2 separate regions of the Homo sapiens genome follow, and region 1 is linked to region 2. A link is an interaction called in ENCODE POLR2A ChIA-PET data of the cell type or tissue named here. Cell type or tissue: IMR-90. All regions are shown on one strand. Links, peaks and the distances in the headings refer to the core of each region. The heading gives the core; the rest is flanking DNA.

What was found. Peaks named below come from ENCODE experiments on the same cell type or tissue, not always from the same donor. Only the 100,000 strongest peaks of a DNase experiment are listed, where the experiment ranks them.
Region 1: POLR2A ChIA-PET joins it to region 2 with 5 read pairs; 7 of 35 experiments call an interaction of 5 or more read pairs at or near these places.

What each region holds. Positions count from the first base shown.
Region 1 is chr6:131,051,840-131,061,096 of GRCh38, forward strand. All of the region lies in intron 1 of EPB41L2 (erythrocyte membrane protein band 4.1 like 2), which reads right to left. Among named protein-coding and RNA genes, the nearest start is that of EPB41L2, 6.8 kb to the right of the region's middle. In IMR-90, for the core only: no CTCF peak of the experiment used is centred there; no DNase peak of the experiment used is centred there.
Region 2 is chr6:130,895,254-130,904,510 of GRCh38, forward strand. It overlaps EPB41L2 (erythrocyte membrane protein band 4.1 like 2), which reads right to left. Exons shown (of 20, transcript NM_001431.4): 6 at 9,212-9,257; 7 at 5,709-5,927; 8 at 4,238-4,325. Among named protein-coding and RNA genes, the nearest start is that of SMLR1, 72 kb to the left of the region's middle. RefSeq lists an enhancer at 7,003-7,172 and a cis regulatory region at 7,088. In IMR-90, for the core only: no CTCF peak of the experiment used is centred there; a DNase peak (open chromatin) is centred at 5,858; H3K27ac peaks cover 299 bases.

The DNA of each region.
Region 1 (9,257 bases), core at 2,940-6,939, 160 kb after region 2:
AGCCTCAAGAAACTCACCTGCCATTTACACTTTTTTGGGCAAATACTAGAAGTCTTCATTAAGGAAATTAGGATGTAGCCTGTGCTGTGTTGATTTTTTTTTTCTTTTTTTTTTTGAGACGGAGTCTTACTCTGTCACCCAGGCTGGAGTGCAGTGGCATGATCTCGGCTCACTGCAACCTCCACCTCCTGGGTTCAAGCAATTCTCCTGCCTCAGCCTGCCAAGTAGCTGGGACTACAGGCGCCCACCACCACACCCAGCTGATTTTTATATTTTTAGTACAGATGGGGTTTTGCCATGTTGGCCAGGCTGGTCTCAAACTCCTGACCTCAGGCAATCCAACTGCCTCAGCCTCCCGAAGTGCTAAGATTACAGGCATGAGCCACTGCACCCAGCCACTGATGTTGATTTTAATGGCCAAGATCCAAAAACAGTTCTGGTTACAAGTTCATGGATAAACTCCTAACTTTTTGTCAATGAACCAAGATAGAAATATAGAGCCCAGAAAAAGAGGCGAAGGAATTCCCTGCACACAGTTATATAGCAATTCTAGAAATAAAACCAGTCCAGGATGATGGAGGGCCCAGCCAGGAAGGATAGCTTTAACAAAAAAAGAAAACGGAACCAAAAGATTATATCATGTTTGATCCTACTGGCAAGAATTTCACAGTTTCTAACATAGTTTAAAGCTGAACCAAGGATGGGTGCAAAGAAAACGAATAAGGAAAAGGATAAGGATCAGGATAACTTCAGGATAAAACATAAAGTTGTAAAAGAAAGTACATGTAATCAAAGCACTTTACATGACTTAGCTTTTGTATATATAAGTTGGAAATTGGAAGAGAGGAGAAAATGGGAAGAGGGAGTTAGTAAGGAAGCTAACTAGAGGTAGAAAGTCAAACAGGTATTACATTTAAAATGTAAAAATCAAGAAACAGGAGTAAGCAGACCTCAGCAAGGTGGCAGAATAGGCTTTTCTAGTGCTTCTCTGCCCCACTCGCCCTGCTAACCTCACCCCCTACAGAAACATCAATTTGAACAACTATCTACACACAAAAATATAAATTTTTTTTTTTGAGGAGTTTCGCTCTTGTTGCCCAGGCTGGAGTGCTATGGTGCGATCTTGGCTCACTGAAACTTCCACCTCCTGGGTTCAAGCGATTCTCCTTGTCTCCGCCTCCTGAGCAGCTGGGATTACAGGCATGCACCACCACGCCTGGCTAATTTTGTATTTTTAGTAGAGATGGGGTTTCACCATGTTGGCTAGGCTGGTCTCAAACTCCTGACCTCAGGTGATCTGCCCGCCTCGGCCTCCCAAAGTGCTGGGATTACAGGCATGAATCACCGTGCCCAGCAAGTAAATTTTAACAAATAATAAAACATAAAAATATTCTGAAACTTTAAAAAAAAAATCAAGAAACAAGAAAATCATGTTATTTAGAGACAAAACACCAGAAAATAAAACCAAAACTAGTGAAAGTAGTTGTGGCAGACTGTCACGGTTACTACTTGAGACCATCACTACAACAGTTACTACTGTTACTACTTGAGACCCTCATTAGGAGACGGGACGAAGGGACGAACATGGAAATGATAAAAAAAAAAAAAAAAAAAAAAAAAGAAACTGTTTTAAAGGAAAGGCCAGGGGAAGAAAAGCTCCCTGCTTCTAGTCAGCAAAGGCAGCCCCCCTGAGCTCCACAGCCCTTCGTATTTATTGGGTAACAAGAACAGGGAGGAGGAGGTAGCAACTGGTCAGCTGCTTAACTGATCGCAGGTTCATATTGTTACTAACAGGCTTCAGATGTACCTAATCACAAGAAACACTGCACTTGGGGCGTGACTGCCTTCAGCATTCCTTCTGGGTGGCATACACAGTTTGTCAGTTTGCCAACATTCTACATTTATGAGAAACATTTTGTTGCTTACTCATATAGCCTCCAGTGGTATACTGAGTTGATCATAACCCTCATTCTTTCGACCTCCAACGTTTCTCCCTTTTTGTTTTTTAATTAATTGAGAAAGGCAACTACAGGCTGTGCAGCCCTTAATTGCCAGTTGGTGGTCCAGCTGATCTTACAACGGGAGGCACAGGAAACCATGGCCAGCATGGCCACAAACATGGAGTCAGGGGTCTTTGCCTGACCCTGACACTAACAGTGTCTCAGCTTCCTGTGTGGTTTTCTTGATCTATCCCCATGTCATGAGGGTTGATGTCAGTGTGACTCCGGTCGGTCCTCATTCCATCTTCGCATTCAGATTCAACTGGCTCATGGCTCGTATTAGGGGAACAAGGCCTGTAGCTAGAATCCATGGATCTCTCCAGTCTTCCATTCCATGGTCGCACACACCTTGAGGGCACCCACACAGTTTGTTCATCTCCTTATGTTGTCAAGCAGACTTGTAACGGGGTTTCTCATTTGTCTGGTTGGTTTTAGTTTTTTCTGTTCCAGCAGAACTTCCTCATTCAAGTCCCTATAGGACCCTGTCTCTATCTGTCCCTGTCTGTCCCTGCAAGTTTCTGCTAGCTTCTGCTGGTCTCTGCTAGTCTTTGCTAGTCTCTGCTAGTATTTGCTAGTCTTTATCTATCCCTGTCTGTCCCTGTCTGTCTCTACGGTCCCTGTTAGTTCCTCCAAGTTGGTGCAAGTCCCTATCTTTCCCTATCTGTCTCTATCTCTATTTATCCCTACTTATCTCTATGTGTCCCTGTAGGCCTCCTCAGGTCCCTTCAGGTCTCTTCAGGTCTCTGTTTGTCACTGATAGTCCCTGTTCGGGCGCCACTTGTGGCACATTGCCACAGTTACTACTTGAGACCTTCACTACAACAGTTACTACTGTTACTACTTGAGACCGTCATTACGAGACTGAAGGAAGGGACAAACATGGAAATAACAAAAAAACAAAAGGAACTGTTTTAAAGGAAGGGCCAGGGGAAGAAGAAAAGAGCTCCCTGCTTCTAGTGAGCAAAGGCAGCCCCTGAGCTTCCACAGCCCTTCATATTTATTGGGTAACAAGAGCAGGGAGAAGGAGGTAAGGATTGGTCAGCTGCTTAATTGATCACAGGTTCATATTGTTACTAACAGGCTTCAGATGTACCTAATCACAAGAAACACTGTGCTTTGGGCATGACTGCCTTCAGCATTCCTTCTGGGTGGCATACGCAGTCTGTCAGTTTGCCAACATTCTGCATTTATGAAAAACAGTTTGCTGCTTACTCATATAACCTCCAGTGGTATACTGAGTTGATCATGACCCTCATTCTTTTGGCCTCCAACAAGTAGTTGCCTCAGGGGAGCAGAAATCTGTCAAGAAGGGAGCTAGGGCACTGGTCTGCTGCTTTTTTTCATAATCCCTGCAGTACTACCTGACTTTCTAAATCATATAAAGCACCCTGGAGAATGCCATTTGCACTTTAAATGAAAGCAAAAAGTGCAAAACCACAGGAAAGGCAGAAACTAAAGGTCGGGGGAGAGCCACATTTTATTCTGATGTGTTTTATCCTCTGGTATATTTTTCTAATATTGAAAAATCAGGCTAGAAACATTACTTTAAATGTCTCTAGTCTGAAAAACAAGATGAAGGGTACTCCCTGTTCCAGCATGATTCAAGAATCACACAACTAAAAGTAGTACTCAGGTCTGCTTCATAATCATACCTTTACACAAAAAACTACATGGGCGAACCCAGTCAGGAAAGCAATCCTGTCTTTTATAAAAGTTAGATACTGCAGATGCCAACAAATTGCAAAAAACTTCAACTTCTACTGAGTAATAACATCGAACAATTAAAAGCAATAACTGGAACTCACAGAAAAAACAAGGGTTTTAGCCATACACAAGCTGGGTGCCCTTGAGCCATTTATTCAATTTTTAAGCCTCAGTTTCTCATCCGTAAAATAAGCACACCAGCTACTCCAAGATGGTGCTGCAAAAAAGAAGCAGGGTTATTAACATATGTAAAGTACCAATTATAGCACCTGGTGTGTAGTCTGTGCTGCAAAACCATTAGCTTCCTTATTTTTTTTTTACATGGTTATTGATTATCAAAGCTTCAGGCCTTACAGGATTACTTACAATGGAACCTAGAACAAAGCTAGAACTGAGCATAAAATGCGTGCGTCAGGGACAGGTTAAGCAAAGCAGCTGATGCGTGACAGCACCAGAAGCAATAGACACAATAGACCCAGTGGACCCAGTGGACCAAGTGCTACACCATCATCTAATTTTTCTAGCCTAAAATAAGGATATTTATATGAAACCTGATTTCTTAATGTTGGCAACTAACAAGTTAAAACACGATGTTGCTGGAAAATATGTGTGCAGGTATATTTCACACAAAGATTTATAAAGGTTACATTTTAATGCCATATGCAGAGGTTTAAACATTGTCAACAAAAATTCTACTCACTAATAGGCTTTTTTCAACAAGTTTACTGTGGTTATAGAGAGAAGAAGTTAGAACATATGCACACAATTTTACATTTATAATCAGTTACCTCTGGCAACATAACAAAAAAGACTACATTATCCCTGTGCTGTTGAAACTAGATCCCAACTGTTTTCCCATATATATGCTCTTTTGTAAATTAACAAAAAGAATGAAGTTAAGACAAGAGTTTCTAAAAGCTCAAACATTATAGATACTGGACTGAAATTGTTAAAAAGTGGTTTTAACTTGTGATCACCATAGGAAATTACTGTTTCATTTCAAAGACTGTACTTCCACACAGATAATTATTCCTGACCACTGCAAAAAATCTGCTTACCACATATTCACCAGTAACCAACCCACTAGGTCTCTTCTTAACCTAACAATTTTTACAGATGCCAGGCACTCTATGAAGCATTTTATAAGCATTAGTTCATTTAATCCTCATGTAACTCTGAGGTAGGTATGATTTTTAACCCCTTACTACAGCAAACGAGGCTTTGAGAAATAATTTGCCCAAGGTCACAATGGCATATGTGGCAGTCTAACCAGCATCAAATAGAGTGGACATGTTACTGATTCCTTCTAATCAATATTCCATCAAAGAAATTTGTAAGGAAATAAATGCACATTCATTAAGTTCACAGGTAAGAATATGAGTGGCCAGGATTATATCAGAATTCAGTTTAACCTTGACAGTTAGGTAAATGGGGGTCAACTAAATGAATTCAATTGAATGGAAAGAAGTACAATGGGAGATAGGGGAGAATAAATGATGAAAAGTGCAATAGGGTGAAAAAATTAAAAAAAAAGAGAAAAACAAAATACTCTTAAAACTTCCATCTTCTAATCTCGAAAATAAGAACTGAAACATCAGTTCTCAATCTTTTCTGTTTCCCAAAACCCTTTCAAAAACCACTCCTAAAGTTCTCTTTCTCCCTTAACCTGTCTCTCTCATCCACTTGTGCACACACACACAGAGATGCTGCACACACACAGGAGTGCATGCACATGGGAACACAATACCTCACTTACAGTCTCAGGCAGTTTATGCACCCATGAGGCCCAAGAACCCCACTCTCCACCCCAGGTCAGGAGTCTGAACCAAATAATCTCCCTCAAGGTAAATGAATCTAGGGTGAAAAACAAGTAGCTTCTGGACAAAAAGAGAAAGAAACAAAGAATTATGGCAGAGTGTAAATCACATTTTAATTTTATGTCTTCAAGCTACTGGGATATGTACATATATCAGTAGAATGTAGGAAACTCTGAAAAATATGAGTGAATTCAGCACTGTTGTTATAATGGCCCAGCCCTGAAGCTCATCAGCAGGTCTGGAAACGTAAATACAAGGGCTTGGAAAAGGTGACTTCAGAGTTGGTAATCAGAACTATATGACAAGCTTTTTAAAACCACAATTATCCTGGAAAAAGGCAACTGAAGGGTAACATAAGTTTTTAAGTATTTGAAAATTCTTTCATGAAGGTTGATGGTGAGGCCCTAAGAGCAAAGCAAGAGGAAACTGGTCTCTTCAGAAAGATTTGATTTAAATGCATGAACTACCCTACCTGACCTAGGCAATAAGGTCCGATAGATGAACAGTGACAAAACCACTTTGGGAGCCTTTCCATGCCTCCTAACCTGGAAAGAACTAAAATGATCCCCATGATGCCGAACTTAGTTATCTATGCAAAATTTCAACTTGGCTATCTAAAGCAAAACCTTATTTAAGATACAGGTCAGATCTCAGGAAAGATTGTTCTTATCCTTCAATTTATTCCAGATTATTTGGGAGACAATCTATGTACTTTTTGACTTTATGGCTCTAATAAGGTAGAGTGAAAATATGCAAAATTCAGAGAGGTATCTGTGAAGTGAAAACATGTTTCCATTTTAAAGATAACTGAGAATATGAAATTAGCTCAATTGCAATCTTTGAAGAAAAAATATCCAGAAGCAGTATGAATGCACTCATAGATCACATGAAATCTATTCCAATGCCAAGAAGTAAGAGACATCACTTTAAAATAAGAAAATTCAGAAAGCCTCTGAAATTCTAATTAAAATTAATACTATCCCAACACCATGGAAATATATAGCCTATCTACTCTCCTAGACATGAAAAACATGCCTCTAAGAAACTTACAACACAGATCCCAAGCCAACCACAAAACCAGGAGAAACAATATCAGTGGTTAGAAAAGCAAATAAACATTACCGACATGATATTTCTACATGAAACATTACCCATTTCTATGTCAACTCTATCAAAGAATCTTCACTAAAGATTCTTCACCTCTAATATATTAAAGGTTCAATGAATTAATTCATCAAATATTTATTAAATACAATGAGTAGGTGCTTCACATCACAAATACCTATAATATTCCCTCTCTCATATGAAATACACACACATACACATACTTTATAGAAAAAGCTACCAAAATCTATTAGCTATAACTATAAACCGGCTGGGTGCGGTGGCTCACACCTGTAATCCCAACACTTTGGGAGGCCAAGTCGGGTGGATCACTTGAGGTCAGGAGTTCAAGAACAGCCTGGTCAACATGGTGAAACCCTGTCTCTACTAAAAATACAAAAATTAGCCGGGCATGGTGGCACACGCCTGTAATTCCAGCTACTTGGAAGGCTGAAGCACGAGAATTACTTGAACTGGGAAGACGGAGGTTGCAGTGAGCCAAGATCACGTCACTGCACTCCAGCCTGAACGACAGAGTGAAACTGTGTCTCAAAAACAAAATAAAAACAACAACAGCAACAAAAACTATAAATCATTTCTAGATGATAACTGAGATTATTTATTTCTTTCCTTCTTGGCTTACCTATAACTTTTTTTTTTTTTTTTTTGAGATGGAGTCTGGCTCTGTCACCCAGGCTGGCGTGCAGTGGCGCAATCTCCGCTCACAGCAAGCTCTGCCTCCCGGGTTCACGCCATTCTCCTGCCTCAGCCTCCCGAGTAGCTGGGACTACAGATGCCTGCCACCACGCCTGGCTAATTTTCTGTATTTTTAGTAGAGACGGGGTTTCACCGTGTTAGCCAGGATGGTCTCGATCTCCTGACCTCATGATCCACCCGCCTCAGCCTCCCAAAGAGGTGGGATTACAGGCGTGAGCCATCGCGCCCAGCTATAATTCCTAAACAACTCTAATAGCTAACTTGGAGGCCATTTCCCTATAGTTAATGACATCAGGCATTGACTCCATTTTAGATTTTAGTCTAGGGCACTGCCCACGCAGAGAAATGATACAAATCTCATAATATCAAGTTGCTGGTTTATGCCAAAACATGGCATCCCAAAGGATGTTCTGTCTAGAATTGGTGACAGAATCGCATACAAATCTTCTATTTGCTCAGACATTCCAAAGACATTAGAACTGTTTGCATGTTGAGAGGAAGAGACTAGGGCTAAGAGTGGATCTGCTGACTCCTAACGGTTCAGCCCTGAGATTCCAAGATTCTATAAAAGAGCAGTGAATTAGGGTTTGGCTATTATTTGCTGACTACGAAAGCCAGCATAAACATTTACTTCAGGCTTTGAAATCTGTAAGGGTACCCAGTGGTTAGGTACAGTAATTCTGAATCTGAAAAAAACAAGCCCACTGGAAATGTTTCTAAATAAAGGTGGGATGGAGGAGGTAGGCACATTTCTTTTGTTTTCTCCAAGTAAACAGCACAGATTTTAGAAATGCAAAATGTGACTCAGTGGTATTGATCCCTATAAACTGTTTATTTGCCTTATAAAACTAGTAGCAATTCACACTTTTCAATAAAAAGCCCACACATAGCTTTTAAACAGGCTACTTCAGTTCAAAAAAGAAAGAAAAAGGCCCATGTCTTCAGCTGGGATTACAGGCGTGCGCCACCATGCCCGGCTAATTTTTGTATTTTTAGTAGAGACAGAGTAGAAACAGAAACAAAACAAAACCTTCAAAAATATTTAGCATTCTGCTATATAAAATATAAACCCTATATTCCTAAATGAAATGGCAAAGATACAACCTTTGTAGTTCACCAGCCACAGTAATATGAGAGGGGTGATTCAGGGCAGAACCTGATGTTAAACATAACTGTACAATATTACTAATTACAGAGAAATTGTACCAATAAATATTTTGGTTGTGGACTGCTTTGTCATCTTTGCAAGTATTTTTAGTTGAAAGCAAGTGGTTGGGTAGTACACGTGGACATGGTTCTGATTTTTAAATACCTATTTTTACATTCTGGTCACTGGTTAGGTTTTCTAAACTCAATTCCTTAGAACTAGTAATTTGGAAAGGGTAAGCCACAAGAATGTTACGTTAAGAAGCCAAGGATCTAACTAGCTCAGCAACTCAGATCAGCACAAAACTCATTTGGAAACCTCCAAGTGCTAGCATTATCTAATGATGGACCCAGGCAGTCAGTAAATCGTTAAGAACAGGTATGAAAGTGAGCAAACTGCCCTAAAGCTATCTCCTGAAAAACAGCAAGAGATATCTGAACTTCCTTCTTTTATATTTAGATGGTTATTTTTTTGGTGGCCTCTCTTCAGATTCATCCCCTAAATTAAATTTGCTTCTTTCTACTTGGACTTAAATTTCAGATTTGAAATATACACACTTAGTTGCTACAAAATGCTCCCTGGCAGTTTACATTTTTTACAAAAGTTAGGAAAAATTTTACTGAAATTATAGCTTTAACTGATTTTTTAAAATCACTTTTAATCTTTTTTAAGGATCACCATGCAACGTAGATATATGAAGAGTTCGAGGGACGTGGCTCAATTCATCCACGAATTTTCTTTCGAAGGTTTTTGCAAAAAGTGCTCTCA
Region 2 (9,257 bases), core at 3,548-7,547:
CGCACGTTAATGAAAACTATGGCGCACACACATACATGTTAAATTTATTCATCTTCAGGGATCAGGTGTGATTTGCCGAAGAGTTACGGCAACATGACCATAAGACACAGTGTCCTTCAAAAGGCGTAATGCATATGTTCTCAAGCTCCACTGTAGGAGCTAACAGAGAAGAAAGGAAGCAGAACTAGAGATCCTGAAGATACGGGAAATAAAATGAGCTTTTCCCGTAGGCTAGTCCAGCCTCAGGGACAGTCTGTTGGCCTACCCTAAGATGTGTTCAACCATTTTCCTTTAGGTGCATTTACCTCAGATGGATTACCCTAGCTAATAGCTCTTAAAATTATGCCAATATTTTGCAAAACACCAATCCCTTGCAGATAATTTCTCTTCCAGGCTGACAGTGCTGAAATCTCTGAATTCTTTCAAGCAGTTTTTCATTAACTTAGAATGCTGACATCCAGTTCTCATTAGGCATTCCTTTGGCTGGCACGTTTCAAAGGACTGCAGACTATTCTTGAAGTTATTAATAGTTTTCTTTCCCTAGAGCTTTAATCTGGAATCGATGACAATCTAGAATAATCACAGGCCTAAATTATGTTTTAAAAACCAAACAAATTTACAGGCAAAAGTGAAAACCTGTCTCCTCACATTTCAAGTAGTGAAGATCTAAGATGCATGTATTCAAAACATACAAATTATTGTTTATCTCTAAGAGGAGAGCTGGCTCTCATTCAACATATGTAAAATTGAAGACTACCGCTCAAAGACATTCACATTTTCAGAAATCACAAACAATACGAAACAAATTCTCACAAAAAATGTTGCAACAAACCCCATATTTAGTCTAACTCCCAATTTAATAAAAGGACATTTTGTCTATCTTATTACTCAGAACATTTTGATACCATTTAAATCAGTTTTTTATAAATAAAAGTATAGTATTAGCTAATTGATGCCAGTTGCTTTCTCTGCTGTGACACTTGAGTAATTCATATATACAAATAAAATTACATTAGACCAACTTGAGCCATTTTAAAAAATCCAATCAATTGCTTTACTCACCCTTATCTTGGCAGCCACAACTCTCTCTAGGAATAGACTAAAAAGCTGGGGTGAATCAGGCACAGGTGCCCAAGCAACTTGGCACCAGACCCCATGGTGTGTTTGCCAAAACCATCACTGCCCATGGCCACCGGGAGCAAGGCAGAAGATTGCCCGAGACGGCATGTTCTTACCACAAGTGGGGAGGCAACCCGCATTTGAAACATTGAATGAGCCATCTCTAGTCTGAAGCAATCTTTGGACAGGACAAGGAAGCTATTTTATCTGACTTAAAAATAGACACAACGCAGATTCAAGTAAATCAGTTGATTTTTGTTGTTCTATGTAATTATTTTAGAATTACCAGTATTTGTGTGAATAGAAACGACAGATGAAGGGTAGGAAGTGAAAGAGGAAAAGGCAGGCCTTGATCCTTCACATGTAAGTTATGCCACATGGTATCAAAATCAGAAAAATAAACTAATGGAAAGGAGCACCTTCTCTGCATTGCTCACTGCTCCATGGAGCAATGCATGGGGCAATGCATGGAGATGGCTGGCTTTCAAATGAGTTCAGTATAAAGGGAGTTCTTGCAAAGGATCAGGAGAGAAAGGAAAGGGAGGTCAGGGTGTTTAATATCCAGATTCCCTCCCTACGTGGTCACCTCAGGCTGACTATGTCCCTCTGACAATGGCTCCCCACAAGACGGCCCTCTCCACACATATCTCTCCTTGGGAGTTTTGGAAACCACTCTGCCCTCCCTCCTTCAGACAGACCTAGAGAGATTAGGATAGCTGCAGATACTATCCTGGGGCTACCACGGGTGTCCCGCTTCTCTTATGGTTTCTCTGCACCTTTGTTGAGATTCCTTTTATTTAACTCTCTCCAACTCATCCTAACATGAATATGACATTACAAACTCTTCTAATTAAAAAAAAAAATCTGATTTTAAGGCAATGAAAAATAAAGACACAAAACTTTAAACGACATGAAATATGAAAAGTTCTTTTAAACTGCCACATATATTCTTTTCAATAAGCCACAAATATCTTGCTTATCAAATATTACCTAAGGAGTCTATCGGATGATAAACAGAATGAAGGTTATCTTGAATTTTTTTAGTGTTCTGCTCCTAACTACACAGCAAGAAAGAGTATTATACTTAGAACAGAGTCCACAATTTCTTACTTTTCTAAGAGACAACATTAAAAACAAGAATCCTGAAACCTTACATACAGCATTGCCATTTAAGAATTGGTTTCTAACTAACAATCAACAAAGTAGAGATGCAAGATTTGCATGTGGTAAGAATGGCAGGGTCTAGAGGAGGAGAGGTTTGGGAGCTCTTTTTGGTCTCAAACATATTTTTTCCTTCCTCCCTATTTCTGTTTCTTGGCTAACCTAGCCTGTCCCCATTACATAGAAAATGATCTGAAAAACACTGGAGTGTTAAGACAATCTGTTTCACCTCCTACTAGGATTTACCAGACGGTATCAGGCAGATAGACCATTTAACAATACATGGCTTTAAACAAGTCATTCTCTGCACTGTTTTATGTAGCTGTAAAATTAAAAAACATTCAAACTTTAAATGAGATGGTATACTTGTAAAAAATGAGATGGTATGAAAGTACTTTTTAAAATTAAGGGCATACAGCATCTAGTGGTTAAAAATGATGCTGCCAGAGACTACTTACTGACAGAAAAATCTTATAATAGTAAGTTAAAAAAAAAAAACTAACAAAAATGATGCTCATAGTATGACCCCATTTTTAGAAGGCATGTGAATTCAACTGCCCAGGGGTCTAAAAAAAAAAAAAGAAAAGAAAAAAGGTATTAAGAATGCTTATTTCTGCATAAAAAGATTTAAGTGATCTTTATTTCCTTCTGTTTGCCTCTATTTTCTATGATGAACATGTATTAGTTTTGTAATAAAGAAAAATATTTAAATAAAGGAAGCCACTGAGGAGAAAAAGAGTGCTTTGTAAATATGAAGTATGATTAATAACACAAATGCAAGAATTATTAATCAGAGGCCTAGGGAGGAAAGACATCATTGTGTGGGGAGCTTTCCTAGAGATTTCTCAAATCATATAATCTGGGCTTCTAAACAACATCTACAGATTGGCAGGGTCTTTTAAAAGCAGGCTACCATAAGGAAATGTTGACTCTGGACATATTTTTTAAAACCAAATTCATATTTCACCTTGCTTGTCATTCTCCTCGACTCTCCCCACTACATAATCATCTAAACTAGAACCATGATGTAAGTGATATTGTTACTGGCAACCAACTATAGCGATGTGCGCTTACACATTTCACTTTTTGACTTATTTCTTTATGAACAGGATTTGTCTATTCATAACTCATACCCTGTGACTCTCGTTAGTATACCGAACGTTTATGCTTGCAAAAAAAATGTATGTTACTACTGCCTAATTTATCGTGTAAAGTGGCCTATGAACTTCTGTTGTGTTTTATGTTTCTCAAATCCCCCCTTAAAAACGTAAATAAATGTCTTTTAAATAACTTTTAAAATTATTTTTTCGAGCATTATATTTTTGAGATTTTGATCTTTTGGGATTACGGTGTTCAGGATTATGACTGGCTTCCCATGTCCCCATTGTCCCACTCTTTTACCATCTTTCAAATTAGACTGAAGGTGCTTTATCACCCAGAGCCTGGGCCCACCTACGTTATCTTTCACAAAGTACAAAACACACCTACAGGGAAAAGACCAACTCTAGGGCTCCTTCATCAAACATAAGCTTTTTGGAAAGTGGTCCCATGCTACTTTTGCCCTTTTATGGTTGCTAAGGTCTTCTCTCCTCTCCCAAGACAGAGGTGGGAGAGGGAACTGGGACAGACACAGCACTTGGCCTAGCAGAAGCTGCAATGCAAAATAAACCAGGATAAGCGGTGAAAAAAAAAAGGCTGACAAGGTGTGTCATAGTAAGTACCTATGAAAGGGCATTAATTAAAAAGACTGGGAAAACAAGTGGTAGAGACAGAATACATGGTCCCTCCCACAACCAAACACCCCATAATTAGTCACCAAGGAAATATTCCAGAGACCCTCAATTGAAAGCAAATATCCTTTTCCCAAAAATAAGCTGTGCTATCCTGAAACTGGAGCCCTCTCAAAACCTCAGTCAACAGACTACTATGATGCTACTCCCCGTTACATTTACAGTACCTTGGCATGATGTAGGTCAACACCATACATGGAAAGCCTCTTTGCATTTTCTAAGAACTGGGAATCAGCTTGTGCTGGCGATAAGCCCCTGAGAATCAAAAGAAACAGTATTATCTTATTAATGGATGCAGAGCAAATGTAGTCAGAATGGGAGGAGTGTCTGTGCTCAGAGGGTTTGGAGGAGAGAAAGTTACCCAGCCAAGTTTGCAGAAAAGTAGGAAATGGTAAGAAAACAACTCTCAACCTCTAACATTTTTCCCTTAAGATCCTATAATGTAAACCTGCTAAACTGCATGGAGGTATACCTCCACTCTTACCCATTTTATCTTAAAAAGTTGCTTTTGATTATTTTCACTGAGGAAAAAAGCCCCAGCAATAGTGTACAACATAAGTACTGGAGAATAAAAAACAGTGATCTCATCTTTCTGTGATAAACACATTCTTACTCCTTCATTTTATTTCACTAGAGTTGATCATAATAAAGATTGAAATTACTTGTATTTGATTTTATACCTATGATAGGTAACACAAATCAATTGTCCATACTAAAATTATTTCCATTCCTATCTATATACCCAACTAAGTAAACTTTAAGCTCCTAAAGAGCAAGATCATGTCCCATTAATTTTCACATTCCCCATGGCATGTCAGTACCTGATATTTCACATCAGAATTATACAACAAATGTCTATTGAGTAGAATTTAAGTAAATTAATAAGAAAACATTTAGAGTCAAATACCATATTTTTTTTAAAGAAAAATCAATGAATGTGGCCTGTTTAAAAACCTAATTTTTGAAAGTTCCTTTCAGATCACTTTAGTAATATTTAATAAAACTGTAATTTTGCAATATAGAACAAATTATCATTTTGTAGCTAGCGTTATAAAAATTTGTGTAAAAAGTCCATTTTCTTTTCACACACATATAAATGTTCTAGAAGCGTAATATGGTATTAATGTAATGTTAAGTAATCTTAGCTAAACCAACGGGTCATCTTCCAACGGAATCACCTGTACATTTCAGTTACTATTCCTACGTCCATCACCACCTACACTGGTAATTCAAATCCCAATGCCTCCTTATCTCCCTAGCTTTCTTACCACATATAGTAATAAGGACAATTATAAGGCAGAAGAAATATAAAGTAAATGTCAAATAAGTATGTGGACATGTTTGTCTCCAATGTGTATGTGTTAGGGGGATAGGGAGAAGAAGGTGTCATGGGGAAAAGTACATTTTTCCAATACATGAAAACATACAGTCTTACAAGTATAGTTTCTCAGACGGTAGTTATAAAAATAATGAAAGGATACCTCAAGGGCTCCACGTTGCCTTGATTAGTGCTAGGTGAAACTCCAAAAGGAAAAATTGGATAATCCTGTAAATCATGCTCAAATGTCTAGTAAGTGCTACAAGAGAAGCTATTTAAATCTCCCATGGCCATTCTCTCCAGTAAGCAAGGCAACAGACCTGTGGGTTTTGTGCAGCTCTGCCACCTTCTCTTCCAGCTCCTTAGTCTGAGTAGGGGCAAACTGGAATTCACTGAGGTCGATGCTGCCATGTTCTTCTGGGTCATAGTCACCAAGTTCAGCCTGCAGGGTGTAGGATCCCAGGAGAGCATGAGTCACAAAAGAGCAGGGCAGGCGGCCAGAGGCAATGTCCTGCCGGAGCTGAAGGCACAAGAAGTATCTGTGAGGAGCAGAGGGAGAAATGGGTCAGGGGAGAACCATTAGGTGAGATTGGAGCACTCACAGTCCTTAAAAGCTAGTACCCCTTTGAAAACAAATATACAATATAGGCACTCTTCATATAAACAGCAAAAATCATCTTCTCTAATAAAAAGCCTCAACTTGCTCCTTGGGCTTCTAAACTTGTGGCTTATTTATAGAAACTGAGTCCAGAAGGCTAATTTATATGTGTGTGTGTATATATATAAGAGTTTTATAACTGAAGTAAAAATTTCAATCACTTAAACTGTCTCCTTGGATTTCAAACTGTAATAAAAATTAGCACGCCCCTCAAAAGATGTAAGGATTAATAGATTAAAAAAAAAAACTAGTCTTAATCATTTGTAAGAAAAGCTAAGGTCACCCACCCTTTATCATCTTGACATTTCTTCTTTTCCAGAAACACCTTTAACAACAGTTATTGGTAAATCTCTACTTTGAAGCCCTTACTTTTCCATTTACCCCATTTAAAGCAGTAGCTAGCTCAGTTTAGCAGAAAAGGCCTGGGCTTTGAAGCCAGGAAGACCTGACTCTATATGACCTTGAGCAAGTTAATTTACTTGCCTAAGGGTAATTTCCCACCTATAAGACGCTAAGAACTCTACCTCCCTTTGAAGATGAGCATGAACATTAGATAATATAAATAAAATATCTGGTACATGCTTAAGAATCAATAACTAGTAGCTATAATAATTAGTGGCTATAATGTTTCTCATTCAATGTTCCATGTGGCTCACTACGGTTATAAAAGAATTTCCGTTTTCCATGAAATAAAATGCAGAAACATGTCATATATACCCTGTGGGTTTCCCCCACCTTTTAAGCCCCACTATCAATTCCTCTTGGTAACATTTTAAAATGTGATTTCTACTCTTTAACTTCACCACTTGCTATGGTCACCATGGATCCTCCCAAATCAACAGCAGAGTCCTCATTCTTTAAGACCTTTTAGAGACTGGCATTCATACTGGCAGCTGGCCATCTTAGTCCTGTGGACACTTGCCTGGCCTGGGTTTTAGGGCCCAATCCTCTTCCTGCTCTCTACCCTACACAATCAAATGGGGAGTGCTGGCCTCTGGTCCAGGCCTTGTTGTTACTGGGTCAGAGAGCACAACCCAGCACATGGGGCCAGGTCAGTTCAGAACCTGGATTACCACCCAAATACATCATCAGGCAGGGCGGGGACTCTGTTTATCATCACTATAGTCCCACAGTTACTGGAGGGCTTGCCACATGACAAGTGCTCGGTAATTGAGAGACTGAAAGTCTTCTCGCTATCACTACAGTATTTTGAGTATTTTATGCCTTGCAGATCTCCTTTTAAGGAGGATTATATGTTTCCTTGACCCGTAGAAAAACATAAGCATTAACAGTACATACTTCAGACAACTGAATTTTCAACCATGGGTCCAGGTTATCCTCAAATTCTCTAATAAACAACAGTGATGTTTCTCCACATTTTATGGAAGTTTTAGAACCTAAACACAAAGATTTCATCTTGTTGCTTCCTTTTATATTATTGTCTCTGCTTTTCACATTGGTCCTTTCCTCTGTTTTCAAAGCCTAAGTCTAAATCCTAAAAACTTCAAACAAAAAATGGCATGAGCTTCCTGAATTACCCAACTGTACCTTCACACAGCACTATGAAGCATTCTTCAAACATTATTCGAAATAGTGTTCTTGCCCTTCTCAGAAGCCTACCCCAGCTTCTAAATGTTCACTCAAGTCATGGTGAAGATTTCGATCATGACATTTAAGCTTCCAGGCCACAAGTACAGGCAGGTGGCTGGTCTCAGGCTGCACCACTGAGAACTTTAGTTAGCTGAGCAGACTATATTGTTCCTCCCACTAGACAGGGAGACTGTTCAAGTTCCATTTATATGGAAAACCAAAGTACTGATGCTACAAACTTGCAATCACCAAAGGATTATCATTCTCCAAACAAATTACTGCCAGGAGGAGTGTATGTACAGAGTGTTGGGTCACAAAGCCCCAGTTACATGCATTGTTCAGAGGCACCCCTGCAGTGAAGCTCTGCATCCTACACATGCCATTCGGTCAGGTTTTATGCTCTAAGTAGCTCACTGTGCAGTTACAAAAGCTACTATTTATTATTTACTAGGTGAAGCTAATTCATTCAGAGCTTAATTAGTGCATTCATATTCAGCAACAAGTAGTTTAAAAAAAAAAAAAAGGCCGGCCTGCTATGTACCCAATATTGGAAAGAAATTTCCATCCTTGCTATTTCACATGGATATTATGAACTCTTAACCACTTCCACAACTTGATGTCTGACAACAAAACTGGCCCAGCAGAAAGCATCAAAGATACAGGAACTAAAGACAAGCAGACTCTTTTGCTAAGCCCCTCTAGTTTTCTAAAAGTCATGCACTGCACACAGTTGTACTTGACCATGTAAGTAACCTTTTAAAAATATGGTATATAAAAATCATCCTTTAAAAAAAAAAATCAACCCTTTATACTTCCTCTCACCAAAGCTAAGAAATGCTATCCCTGGTACCCAGTGTAATCAGGCTAAGATTTCAAGCTACTTGTTGATTGATTCACAATGTTTCTGGTACCCAGTCTAACTGGGCTAAGATTTCAAGGTACTTGTTGATTCACAATGTTTCTTGGTTGCCATTCAGGTACTCAGAATCAATAAATATTCTCTTGCTCCTAAACAGAATCCTTTCTTTGCAATTCAAGTGTATGTTCTTATAGCTCACACAATCTCCAAGGAGATGGAAATGAACTAGCTATTGACTCTACATAAGAAATCCTACCTTGTTTGGTTCTGGAGGGAGAAGAGAGAAAGAAATTACCAGTTCAATTGGACTTTTAAAATAATTTCATTTTGCTAACCTCATATCATCTTTGTAATATGAGACTAGTATATAAGCACACATGAGTTATATACAATAAAAATGACCTTGGTATTAAAATCTCAAATATTAAATATTAGTGACTTTTAAAAGTATAACATAGAAAACAAAGTTGTCAGCAGTATCATTTTTAAAATTTTCATTACTAGAATATAAATGAAGATATTAAAGAAAGTGAATAAAATTTTTGAAACTGGCAACATTTCAAACTATTTGGATGTACCCATTTTCAAGGAAACTTCTAAAACTTAAGAAAAACTGTTTTGGTTTTCAATCCTGAAATTACCACTATGCTCCCAGGGCACAAAAATAAACGAGAGCTGTAAGGAAAGGTTCATTTAAAAATGCAAATATAAAGTACCTGGTGATATCTTCAGTCAATTGAGAAGGATCAGGAGGATAAAACT